Regions from separate parts of the Mus musculus genome. Here region 1 is linked to region 2. The links are chromatin contacts, found by Hi-C or POLR2A ChIA-PET in ENCODE. All regions are on one chromosome and are shown on one strand. The core of a region is the stretch at or near the end of the contact, and the rest is flanking DNA. Distances in the headings are between cores, read along the strand shown.

Region 1 (6,169 bases), core at 2,966-5,465, 42 kb after region 2:
TGCTGGGGCAGGAGGCTCTTCACTTAAAAGCTACACAAAGCTCAAGGGCCACCTTGGTAGCTTAGCGGGAACCTGACTGAAACAAGGCCCTGGGTTCCATCCCTAGGACCTAAACATGAAAGGGGGCAAAGGGAGCCCACAAGATGGAAGAAGAGCACCAGTGTCTACATCAGTGTCACGGCATGTGAGCACGGCATGTGCACACACACACACACACACACACACATACACACACCACTCGCATATACACAGACTAAAACAACAAACAAACAAAACCAAAACCAAACTGGCAGCTGGAGAGATAGGTGGCTCGGCAGTTAAGAGCCCCTCGCTGCTCTTCCGGTAGACCCAGGGTTTGATTCCCAGCACCTACACAGTAGTTCATAACAGCCTGTAACTCCAGTTCCAGGGACTTAGGCGCCCTCTTCTGGTCACTGAGGGCACAGGCATGCATGTGGTGCATATACATACATGCAATCAAAGCACTCATAAACACAAACTAAATATATCTAAAAAGAGGCTGGGGGAGAGGGAGAGAGAACAGAAAACCAGGCAGTGGGGCTGCCATGCAATGCCAACTACTTGGGGTGCTAACACAGGAGGACACTGGAAGTTCCCAACCTGGGCTACAGAGCATAGATGCTTGTCTCAGAATAAAAACCAAGAAAAAAACTGGTGTGTTGTATGTGTGAAGGTGCTGGCCTGGCAGCTGTGAATCCCTGTTTTCCCTCTCGGTACAGAAGAAAAGAGTGTGTGTGTTTTGGCGGAGTGTGTGGGTGTGTGTGGGGGTTGTCCCAGGAGCAGGAGGCCTGGGGAGTGGTTAGCTGATCCCAATATGGGGACTACAGCAGCAAGAAACTAATCCCAAGAAAGGAATCCCAGAGGGAGCCCTCAGGAGAAGGGCTGGTGGGGGGTGGGTGAGTCACTTCCTTAATGATTCAGCCATCTCTGGGCTGGCTGCATGCCAGGTTCCCAGGGGACTCCTGGGATCAGCCACAGTGAGCAGGGTTGCTGGGGCAGGGACAGTGGGCTCAGAGGGTCCCCTGAAAGCTCAACCTTTGTCTGACTGGATTTCCCTCAAGCCAATGGAGAGGCTTTGGATGAAACACTCCCTCAACACTGGAGTGTTCTGAGGTGGGGCACCCCAGCCAGGCAGTTGTCCCCTCAAGTCAGAATTCTTTCTTCCTCCTCTTGGGCCACTGAGCTGGAATTCTCCCACACCCATCAGAACTCAGTTCCTCTTTGTGGGACAGACCACAAAATGACCTTCCCTTCACCCTGAGCCCTGGGGCAATGCACAGTTCCTAACATCCAGTACCAGTATGTGTGTCTGTATGTGAACAGCAGAGGTGCCTTCTACCTTGAACCTCGGCTCATCAAGCAGGCTTGGCTAGCTAGCCAGCAAGCCCCAGGGACAGACACTATGATCGCAAGTGTGTGTCACCGCATCCAGCTTCCTTCACACAAATCATTAACCGACAGAGGCCTCCCTCCAGCCCTCAAGTCACTTTTGAAAAAATAATATTGATTTATTTTTAGGTGTATGGATGTTCTGCCTGCATGCATATTGCCCGGGGCATAGATAGGTAAGAAGAGGACACTGAATGTCCTGGAACTGGAGTCACAGATGGTTGTGAGCCACTGTGTGGTTCCTGAGAATCGATTTCTGTCCTCTGAAAGAACAGCAAGTGCTCTTAACCACTGAGCCATCTCTCCAGCCCCTTAGGTAATTTCTTTAAGACTTGGAACCACAGCCGTGCATGTTGATGCACACTTTCAGAGCCAGCACTGGTAAAGCACTGTGGGAGAACTCCGCTGGAAGCCAGCCTGGTCTACCTAGGGAGCCAAGGCTATGTAGGAAGACCCTATTTTAACAAGACAGAAGTAGGGGGATTAGTACACATTCAAAACCAGTTACGGCTACAGAGCTGCTACAGCGAGCGCCAAAGCCTGTCTCAAAACTAAAACCAAAGCAGACTCAAAATGAAGCCAGACCCTTTTGCGCAAATCTGTAATCTCAGCACTCAGAGGTAGAGGCAGGAGGACCAGAAGTTTAAGGTCATTTTAGCCACTTTGAAAGCTTGTTTACAAAAACAAAGCAAAAAACAAAAAACCAAACAAACAGACTCAGAGTAACATCAGCCATCAGGAAGATCAGGAGGTAGGGGCGGGGCTATGTCCAATCTACACAAAGAGAAGCTAGGGCTTGGAGCTTGGAAAAAAGATGAGTGATCAAACCAGGCCAGAGAAAGGACAGTAGACTCAAGTAATAGTTACCCAAGTCAGGGGGGTTCCTTGTCCCCTGGGCTGGGCTGGGCTCTACCCCACCATGCTAAAGGCATCAGCCAGACCGCCTACATCTGGAGACTTGGAAATTAATCAAACGGGAGCAGAGCCGTTCCCTTCTGCTCCCAGACACATCTGGTTCAACTTCCCAAGCTCAGACTGGAGCCAAGGGACTCCTGCTTAGAGAATCCAGAAGTGGGGGTAGGGCAGCCTTTGTGCTTCCTGCAGTATTTCATTGTGTAGTTCCGGCTGGCCTGGAACTTACTATGTAGACCAGGTTGGCCTCCAACTCCCAGGATCATGGAAGCCTCCTGCCTCCGCCTCTCTAATACTGGGATTCAAAACCTGAGAATCCAACTAGCGAGGCTGCTTGGTTGGTTTTGAAGACAAGGTATCATGTGGTCTCAAACTCAGTATACAGCAGAGAATGACCTTGAACTTTTGACCCTCCTGCCTCTACTCGCTAGGTACTCTGATAGCAGACACAGACACCACACCCACATGTTCAGTTAATTCAAACTGTAAACCAGAAAGTTTGTACACAAACTCTTGGCCCTTGAAACAATATGGTAAAATACAGCTGGTCTTGTTCCATTTTACAGAGGAGGAAAGTGCAGCCCAAAGTCACTGTGACCCAGCTTAGTGACAGCCAGGCAGGCCCCTGCAGCTGTTTGCCACCAACTGTGACACCCTGGGACTCTATTTCCTGGTTCTAGGTCCATGGCTACTGAGCTGCCTGCCACCTGTCACTAGCACTCAGGCCAGTCATTGTGGTTAGGGTGACCCCAGTTTGTGCCCCAAGTTCCATATCTTGGGGTAACTCCAGCTGGTGCCCCGTTCCATTTTTTCACTGTTTGTTGTCAAGTTACTTAGGTGACTTAGCCATCAAACAACGGTTGAGGCACCCAGGGTGGGGCGGGAAAGTCATGATGAAAGCCAAGTTCAAACCACAGCCTGGTAAGTTCCTTTCAGCCAGCAGCTCCGTCCCAGACAAGTCCCAAGGAGATTCTCTGCCTGTTCCTGGCACGGAGACAGCAGGGGACAGACTGGGGCAGGGGGAGTTCCCACCCTCGAAGAAATGGGCACCCTCACGTGGGTTTCTCTTCACATTGAGAGCGTCTGTTTGGGCAACAGTTTGCAAAGTGTACTTTAACCTACAGTTCTTTTTAGCTTTTTTTTTTTTTAAACTGTATGTGTTTTGCCTGCATGTATGTTTGTGCACTGCATGTATTATTGTACACTGCATGTATGTCTGTGCACTGCATGTCTGTTGCCCGTGGATGCAGAAGACAGTGTGAATCCCCAGGAACTGGAGTTACAGACACTTGTGAGCCACCATATAGGTGCTGGGACCCAGCCAGGTCCTCTCTTAATGCTCTTGACCTCGGCACCACCCCAGCCTCTAGCCTGCATTTCTTTTTCTTTTGTTCTTTTGAGACAGGGTCTTGCTGTGTAGCACAAGCTGACCTGAAATTGGTGACCCTGCTGCCTCAGCCTCCCTAATGCCCTGTGACACCATGCCTGCTTTGTTACCCTCTTTAACTGCCCCCGTGCCTCAGTTTCTCCCTCTTAGTCTCCAAACTGGCAACACTCAAGCCCATTAGGATCTGACACCCCCTGGAGAGCCCTCTGGGGCGCACAGGTGCGCCGGCTTCGACTGTCCCTGCCCCTCCTGGCCACGTCCCGCGAGTTCCCTCCCGGCTCCGCGCAACCCCGAGGTCTCACCAAGCAGGCCGGGGCATCTGACGCCCCTCATGGTGGCGCGGCACGGAACGGACAGCGTCTGGGGTTGATAGAGGGCTGTGGCGGCCGGCTGGGCTGGGCTTTTATGCAGCGGGCGTGAGCAGGGCCCTCCCCGGAACTGTCCTCCCCGCTGGAAAGTAACAGGAAAGTGCCGGGGAAACAGACCCAGGGCGCGCCGCGCGCCCGCGTCTGGAACAAACGCAACATTCCTCCCCCCCCCCCCCCGCGCGCGGCTCCGACACCCGCCCCCGCGGGGAGCTGGGTGGTGTGGTTCAGGCGTCCTGGGACGGGGACCAGGCACATCGGACAGAGCTGGGTGGAGCTCCCACCCGAACGATGTCCTGGGCGACCCTCGCCTTTCCCATCAGCAGGACTTGTCGGCTTCTTTTCCAAGAGAGAAACTGAAGTTCAGAGAAGCCAGGGGCCAAATAAGAACCAGAAGAGGACTGAGGGTCCTGCCGGGCTGACTGTCCAGGAACGAGAGACATCAAGGTTTGGAGATGCGGCTCAGTGTGCGCAGTGCTTGCTTAACCTGCCCGAGGCCCTGTCTAGCCTCAAAGCCACATAAGCCGGCAGAGGACCGCTAGCCTGTAATCCCAGCACTAATCAGGAGTTCAACTCATCCTCCGTTTTGTCGCTTTTGAAGCCTGCCCGCGCTACAAAAGACCTTGCCCAAAAAGACAAGGGGTCATGGCATGGCTGCGTTGGCCTATACTAATACCGTTCTCTGGAAAGCAGAGGCTAAACCGGAGGCCGTTTTTGGCCACTTAAGAGTTGCAGGCCAGCCAGGCCTACGAAGCATGAGTCTATCGCAAAAATAAAAAATAATAAAGTGGGGGAGGGAAGTGCTACCAAGATGGTTCAGCGGGTAAAGGCACTTGCCCCAAAACCTAACGACCTGATTTCTGATACCCAGGACCTCCATGATGGAAGGAGAGAGCCAACTCCTGGAAGTTGTCCTCTGACCTTCACGGGCACACGGTGCCACACACAAACCCAAACACTAAATAAACAAGTCAATAAATAAAACGTAATAAGGGGCCGGGCAGTGGTGGCGCATGCCTGTAATCCCAGCACTTGAGAGGCAGAGGCAGGCGGATTACTGAGTTCGAGGCCAGCCTGGTCTAGAGAGTGAGTTCCAGGACAGCCAGGACTGCACAGAGAAACCCTGTCTCAAAAAGCCAAAACAAATAAACAAACAAAAAACGTAATAAGGACTTAAAATAGAGGAAGAGAGAGCTTTGACCACGGGACATGGCTTACCACGGCAGGGCTTTTTGGTTACACGCACTGACCTTGCCACAGTCTATAGAGAGTCATGTGATGTACACTGGCTTCCTGTTTGAGTTACTTGTGTAACTATGGTTTCTTTTCATGTGTGTGTGTTGGGGGCGGGAAGAATGCCAAACCCAAGGCTTTGTGTATGCTGGACAAGCACTCTACCAAGGGAACTACATTCTCAGACACATCTAGTGATTTTTCAAAATATTGATTTTCTTTTTCTTTTTTTCTCTGAAACACGGTCTGGTCTCAAACAGCCCAGGCTGTCTTTCAACTCTATGTAGCCTAGGATGGCACTGAACTCCTGACTTCCTGTCTCCAAAGCCTAAGCCTGCTGGGATCACAGGCATAAACTACCAGGGGTGTCAGGCCTTCCTTTTACCTTAGTAAATTCTGGGTTCAAGTTGGGCCATGGTGGCGCACACCTTTCGTCCCAGCACTTGAGAGGCAGAGGCAGGTGGATCTCTGTGATTTGGAGGCTAGCCTGGTCTACAGAGTGAATCAGGGCAGCCAGGGCTGTTACACTGAGAAACTCTGTCTCAAAAACAAAACAACAAAGAATAAAAATAAAAATAAACTCCAAGTTCTGAGAGATGACTGTAGCGAACTATGATGGCGCACAACCTGTAATGGCAGAGCTCACGAGGTTGAGGCAAGAGGGTTGCTGGGAGTCTGTGGCTCTCCTGATCCACAGTGTGAGAGAAAAGATAAAAGGAAGTTGCAGACCATGTGTGCTACTGGGGCTGGAGAGATGGATCACTGGTAGATGAGAACACTGGCTGCTCTTCGGAAACAGGGTTAGATTCCCAGAATTCTGTAACTCCAGTCCCAGGGGAGCCGATGCTATCTTCTGGTCTCC
Region 2 (6,401 bases), core at 3,619-6,118:
CACATCAACCCCTAAATGGCCATGCCTGCTTCTCTGGAGACAAGCCAGGGAGAAACAGTCCTCAATGCCTGACACATTGGATACACACATCCACAGTATATTATGTAGCAGGCAGGATATTGTGTGGTACACAGCATGTGTGTGGACCACAGTCTTATAGGTGTGGTCAGAGTTCCAGCTCTGCGAGTGTGAGATTTGCACACCTCAATTGAGGAATTGCCTCTGTCGGATTGGCCTGTGGGCGTGTCTATGGGATATTTTCTTCATTGCTAACTGATGTGGGAGAGCCCAGCTCCCTGTGGGCAGTGCCATCCTGGGCAGGTGGACCTGGGATAAGAAAAGAAGCTGAGCAAGCCAGAGGAAGTGAGCCAGTGAGCAGTGCTCCTCTGTGGTTTTGCTTTAAGCTTCTGTCTTGAGCTCCAGCCCTGACTTCATTCCATGATGGACTATAATTTATAAAACCAAACCAACCCTTTCCTCCCCAAGTTGCTTTTGGTCAGTCTTTTATCACAGTGACGGAAAGCAGACTAGACCAGTCCCCACCTGCACGAATGTGTAGGTAGAACATAAGTTCCCAAAGGTGTGCGCGTCTAGCTCTGCAGGTCTGTGCCTGGCTCAGTGTGTGCACAGAATGCTAATTCACACACGGCCGCCTGCAGGTGTATGTCTGGGACCCAGGCTCAGGAATGCAGAGCAGTCTCACACATACTGCTCCCATCGGTATCAGCATGGAGGTAGGACACAGCTTCATAAACATGCACACTCCCACACCTGCCTGCACACACCCTGATAAACAAACAGCTTTGGGTGCTAGTTTTCGTCCCTTGGAAGCTACTCACAAACCCTCCACCTGCCAAGTGGCCATAGCCCACAAGCTCATACACATGTGCATGCCTACGTGCAACTGTATGTGTGTGAGAGTGTGTGTGTGTGTGTGTGTGTGTGTGTGTGTGTGTGTGTTGTGTGTGTGGTAAAGGGCTTGTACATGCTGACACTTCTTTTTAGATGCACCACCTCAGGCCCTCAGGTTCTTCAGGCCCTCAGCCCTGCTAATGCGTGTTCATGTCACTACTGAGAGACCCTCCCACTTGTCCCTTGTCCCCAACTTCCCCTTAAGTATCAGAACAGCAAGTTCTGTAGGGGAGAGAGAGAGAGAGAGAAAACGTGTGTGTGCGCGCACGCACGCGCACGCACACACACACACACACACACACACACACACACACACACACACACACACACACAAACGCTGCATGCATGCTTCCGGTACACAGGCAGCATCAACTTCCTGCTTCCTCCTACCCAGATGTCCACCCTGACTGCTCACAGCAGAGGCCTAGGGAGCCCACCTGGCTTAGTAGTCGCTCCCTGATGCCAACACCAGGAAGAAACAACCCTGAGTGGCCCCAAACAGCAGCCCGCAACTATTTACTAAATCTCAACTGTCAGAGATAGCAGTTACAAGGCTGTTTATATCAGGATCAAGATACATATGAGATTCTATTTCCCCCTGGATTTTGCCATGATCCTAAAACTGCTCTAAAAAAAAAATATATCACCGGGCATGGTGGCGCTCGCCTTTAATCCCAGCACTTGGGAGGCAGAGGCAGGCGGATTTCTGAGTTCGAGGTACCCCTGACAAATGGCTCACAGATGCCTGTAACTTCAGTTCTGGGTGGATCAGACCTCTCTGGCTTCTGTGGGCATGTGTACATACCCCCCCACCATATATAATTAAAAATAACAAATAAATAAAAGTAATGGTAGTGGTGGTGATATCAGAGGGTGAAGCTTGGTAGCACACACAAGCTCTGTACCTCAAGAGCAACAAAACAGCGCCTGCTCCAGCCTCACCCAGGTCTCAGAGAACGTCCTCCATGTGTCAGGTACTATGTTTCATTTTGTGGCTCTGTCTCATATAACCCATATGGCTCTGAATTTAATACATAGTGAAGGCTGGCCTTGAACTCCTGATCCTCCTGCTTCCTACTTGCCAGAGATAGGATTGTAACAGGCACCTTTGCACCTAGCACAGCAAGATGTAGATGCTAGAGATGATAAGACAGATAAGAGAGAAAGAGAGAGAGGGAGAGAGGGAGAGAGAGAGAGAGAGAGAGAGAGAGAGAGAGGAAGGAAGGAAGGACAGACGGATGGACAAACTAGCTGAGGCCCCCTGCTCCAGGTCCCACAGGCAGCAAGAGACAGAGCCAAGATTCACATTAGCTGGGAAGAATCCCACGTCCAGCACACCTAGAAGTAGTGAGCCATCACCATCACAATGAGCAATGTTCTCCTAGGCTCTTAAGCCCTTCGGATGAGGCTGCAGGCCAAGAGCACAGATCCTGTGACCCTGTCATCTCCTCACTGTGTATCTGAGCAGTAGTCACCATAGGGGGAAACCGATGCTCAAAGAGGCCATAGCTGTGCTCTCAGTGAAGGTAGGGTCGTCTTCTCATCGCCTTGAGAAACGCATGTCAATGTCTGGGGTCATTCTTGTTGTCATTACAACCAAAGTATACAGGGGACACCTATCCATGTCAACATTCCGAGGTACACAGGACAGCCCCACTACACAATGACCCCCACACAAGGCCATTGCTGGGGCCTTGGGAAGGGGTGTGGGTTCCCAGCCTAGACTGTCAAGCTCTATGTTCAAAGTAAAGGTGTCAGAGAAGCACAGAACTGGCTGAGGCTCCACCTCTCTCTGCATAGCCATCATCTCACCCTCACTCCCCCCACCTCCCCACCCCCACCCAGGGTTTTTCTGAGTTGCCCTGGCTGTCCTAGAACTCTATAGACCAGTCTGACCTCAAACTCAGAGATCCCCCTGCCTCTGCCTCCCAAGTCCTGGAATCAAAGGTGTGCACTACCACCACCAGACCCTCATACCATTCCTAACCCCATTGCCTCCTCCAAAACAGAAACAAGACTCTGTAAGGTAAAAGTGTTTGACCCAAGAACTCATTAGGGAAGGCAGCATTGGTATTTAAACCTGGCCTCACTGAACAATACTCTGTCATGACCAGGCCCCACCCACTGTCGCCCACCAGCGCCCCCAACCCAGCAGGCAAAGCAGGTACACAGCCAGGAGCAGGGCCAGCTCAAGCAAAGAGGAGAGGTGAAGGTCCTTGGCCCCACCTCCAGCAGAGAAGGCCTGGGAATGTGAAAAGCATGCAGGCAGGGAGGCAGGGCCTCCTGGGTCCTCCTCCTCGGTGACTCACTTCTGCCCAGGGACAAGGAGTCACTTGAGGGCAGCAGGGCAAACGCCTGGCCTGGTCTTGAGGAATTAGAAGGTCAGCTTCTCCACCTGCCATTACAGATCTGCAGACAGCAGACCAAGAACTGTCACCTTGGGGAAACCCTCTTGGCAAAGTGGCTAGGAACCCAAAACCCCACTTCCTGAGATTTCAATGCCTGGGGCGTTTCCAGAATCTAGACAGGACATCCGTTTGCCAGACACAGAACAGACAGGCACGGAGACGGTGGAACCAGGCAGCAAGTCCAAGCGGGAATGAACATAAGGGAGAAGACGGGACGGGGACCAAGATGTAGGTCCAGCCTCATTCTGGGAATCACAGCCTCCATGTGCGTCCTACTCGGGACACACCAAGCACATGCATGTACTGGGACAGCCCTGCACAGCCCTCAGTGGGCTTGAAGGGGAGCCGGCACCGGTGCATCAGCCTGGAGGTCTGACCTTGTGAGATCGGCAGCACCAGATACGCCCAGCTCCTCGGCAAGGCCGGCAGGCCATCAGCAGGACTGGGGAAGACGGGTACAGAAGGGTACAGGGGAGACATGGGGGCAGGTGTAGAAGGAGATGAGAACCAGTTACACAGGACAATGGACTGCATGGTGACGAATTAATGGAGCCACAAAGATACAAAGATCTCAGATTTTGGGCCACTGAATTAGAGTGGGGAGTCAGTCACCCCGACCCTGACCCTGCTTCAGTAACGCCCAACAGGTCACACAGGGAAGGCCATGTGGCTGGCAGATGCCAGTCACAGGTGTCTGTTGCGAGGGAGTAGAGACCCAGCCCTGTCACCTTCCAGACATAAAATCCTTCCTGTCTGTGTGACAGGACACGCCCCACCTGGGTTACAGCTCCATCTGTCAGCCTGAAGGGTGGTTATGGGGAACAAGGCGGAAGGAGGAACCCGGCCTCAGGCCTAGTGAAGTGACTTAGACACTTCCTCCAACAGGTGCCCATCTGGGTGGCGTCAAGACCATCGTAAAGACGTCTGCAGGCGGGGGTGGCCCGGGCTTTGTTGTGCGGGGGAGGGGATCGGGCCGGGCACTCCTCCGGTCCGGGGCAGGGTGCCAGGCACCTGCTCCAGGTGAAGCGGCACCTGACAGAAACCGAACGCTGCAGGACCCAGAGTAGGATGTGGGGACGACAGGCACCGGGATCCGCAGCTAGCCTCGGACACCGAAGTGGGGACCCCGCTACACACGCTGACTCTCGGGGAGGGCCAAAGGAGGGGATGCTGGGGTAGAATCCCGAACAGCACCCCTTCCTCCGACCCGGTCGGCGCCTCCACCTGCTACAAGGGCCCGCGCGGGCTCCCGATGGGGACCTCGTCCGGGACTCTACCCGTGCCTGGGGTCCTCCGCGCCTTCTGGCCGCCCCGCGGGTGCGGACAAGTCGCCTACCTGTACGGCGTCGCCGGCCATGTCCTCCGGCCGCCCGCCAGGGGTCCCAGCGCCAAGGAAGGGCTTGCGAGCGCGCGGGCGGGTGCGGCGGGAGGCGCGGCGCCCAGACCCTCCCAGGCGCGCGGCGCGCTCCGGCCTGCTGCGCTCGGCCCGGCCTGGCCAGGCCTCCGCCGAGCTGCGCCCTCCGGCCCCAGCGGCTGCAGGGTGGGTCACGTGAGCGCCGAGGTCCGCGCCTGGGGAGGAGGCGGGGCGGGGGCGGGGCTCCCGGCGGCCCCCGGGGCTTGCAGCGGGGAAATAGGGTCCCTGTTGGCTGTGGGGTGCGGCAAGCGCTCCTTGTAGCGTAGGGGACTCTGAGCGGGCCTAAGCGACCGCGAGCCTCAGAGGCCTTGTCCCCCGCCTCCAACCCCTTTGAATGCAATGGTCACCGTCCACCACCACCCTCGACACACACGGCCCAGCTGCACAGAGGCATCCTCCCTCCCGTTTCCCGGGAGGCAAACACAGGGAGAGCCTGACTTCAAATCCCAGTGTCCTGGGCCTTGGGGGAACACAATACCCCTCAGGACTAGGATGTCTGTAAAACTTGAGGAAGAGTAGGGCAAGTGTATAGATCCCAAGTGCACAATAAATGCCAGCAGTTGTCACTTTTAGCTCATTTTTTTAAAGACTTTATTTTGATTCATGTGTGTTAGGAATAAGTTTCGGGGTGGCAAAGAAAGAGACCATCCTTCAAAATGAAATGTCCGAACAAGGCAAACTTTACTCTTCATCAAGACAGTGCGCTGCGGAAAAGCAAAGAGAAGACAGGAAGTGCATATGGTTTCTATTCTAACTCAGGTGACCTCGCAGTCTTATTCAATTGGCTAGTCTGAGAAAATTGGCGCAGAGGAAATTGAAGGGGAAAGGGGTCACTGCTCCAAGCGATCAATTTCCTAGAATGGAGCGGGGGGGGGGGGGGCGCTTTGTATAAACAAAAGTTTTACTGGGTGAGGAGGATTAAAACATCTCCTTAAAAGTCCTATAAGGTAGGAGAGATAATGATTTTAATTACTGTCCAAAAGACTAATCTTATACTATTTGCTAGAAAAGACTCATATTTAATTTCTTGCATGTGTATATATGTGTTTCTTTGTGTGAGTTATGCACATGTGTGTGGGTGCCTCTGGAGGTCAGAAGAAGACATGGGATGCCCTAAAAGGAAGTTATAAACTGTTTGTGGACTGCACCACCTGGGTGCTGGGTCCAGACTTGAGTTTTCTACAAGAGTAGTATTGCTTCTATCTCTTCAACTCCTATTTTAATCTTTATACCATTTATTGAGTGTGTTCACGTGCATGTACCACACATGCCAAGCCAAATGTGTGGTGGCCAGTGAGTGACTTACAGGATGGCTTTTCTTCTGCACCCTATCATTTGGGGGGGGCACCCAAACTCATCTTCCTAAGCCCTGAACAGGCCCAATACTCCATCACTGAACTCTCAAGACTACAGTAGAGGCTTCCTTCCTTGTCCCCCAGCCGCCTCCTCCTTACAGTCTCTTCCCCAAACCGCATACCAACGGAGCCTAAAGTCTAGACATTTCCAGGAGGAGCCCACCAGGTCCTGTGTCACCTGCCGCCCTTGGTCACTTGCCACTCGCTGCTTCAGCAAGTTGACACCCTCATTATAGCTCAAATGTTGGTGGAGTGAGTTAAATAGCTTGCCACACTAGTCATCTAACTTCCTTTTTACAGATTGATAAAAGA

The links. A loop is a pair of places that touch in the nucleus more often than their neighbours do. ChIA-PET counts read pairs that join two places held with the same protein, here RNA polymerase II (POLR2A).
Region 1: a map of gastrocnemius shows a loop between it and region 2 (2.3-fold over the local background). The contact joins the promoter of Adgre5 here to the promoter of Pkn1 in region 2. A Hi-C loop is called at or near these places in 3 of 37 maps with a recorded cell type or tissue (gastrocnemius and heart). POLR2A ChIA-PET finds 5 or more read pairs at or near these places in 3 of 5 experiments (Patski and embryonic stem cell).

Annotation. Positions count from the first base shown.
Region 1 is chr8:83,737,096-83,743,264 of GRCm38, forward strand. It overlaps Adgre5 (adhesion G protein-coupled receptor E5), which reads right to left and starts at 4,216. Exons shown (of 20, transcript NM_011925.2): 1 at 4,012-4,216. The coding sequence starts at 4,042. Gm46046 (predicted gene, 46046) reads left to right here and starts at 4,191. Exons shown (of 2, transcript NR_168527.1): 1 at 4,191-4,521.
Region 2 is chr8:83,694,311-83,700,711 of GRCm38, forward strand. Pkn1 (protein kinase N1) reads right to left here and starts at 4,869. Exons shown (of 22, transcript NM_177262.4): 1 at 4,657-4,869. The coding sequence starts at 4,677.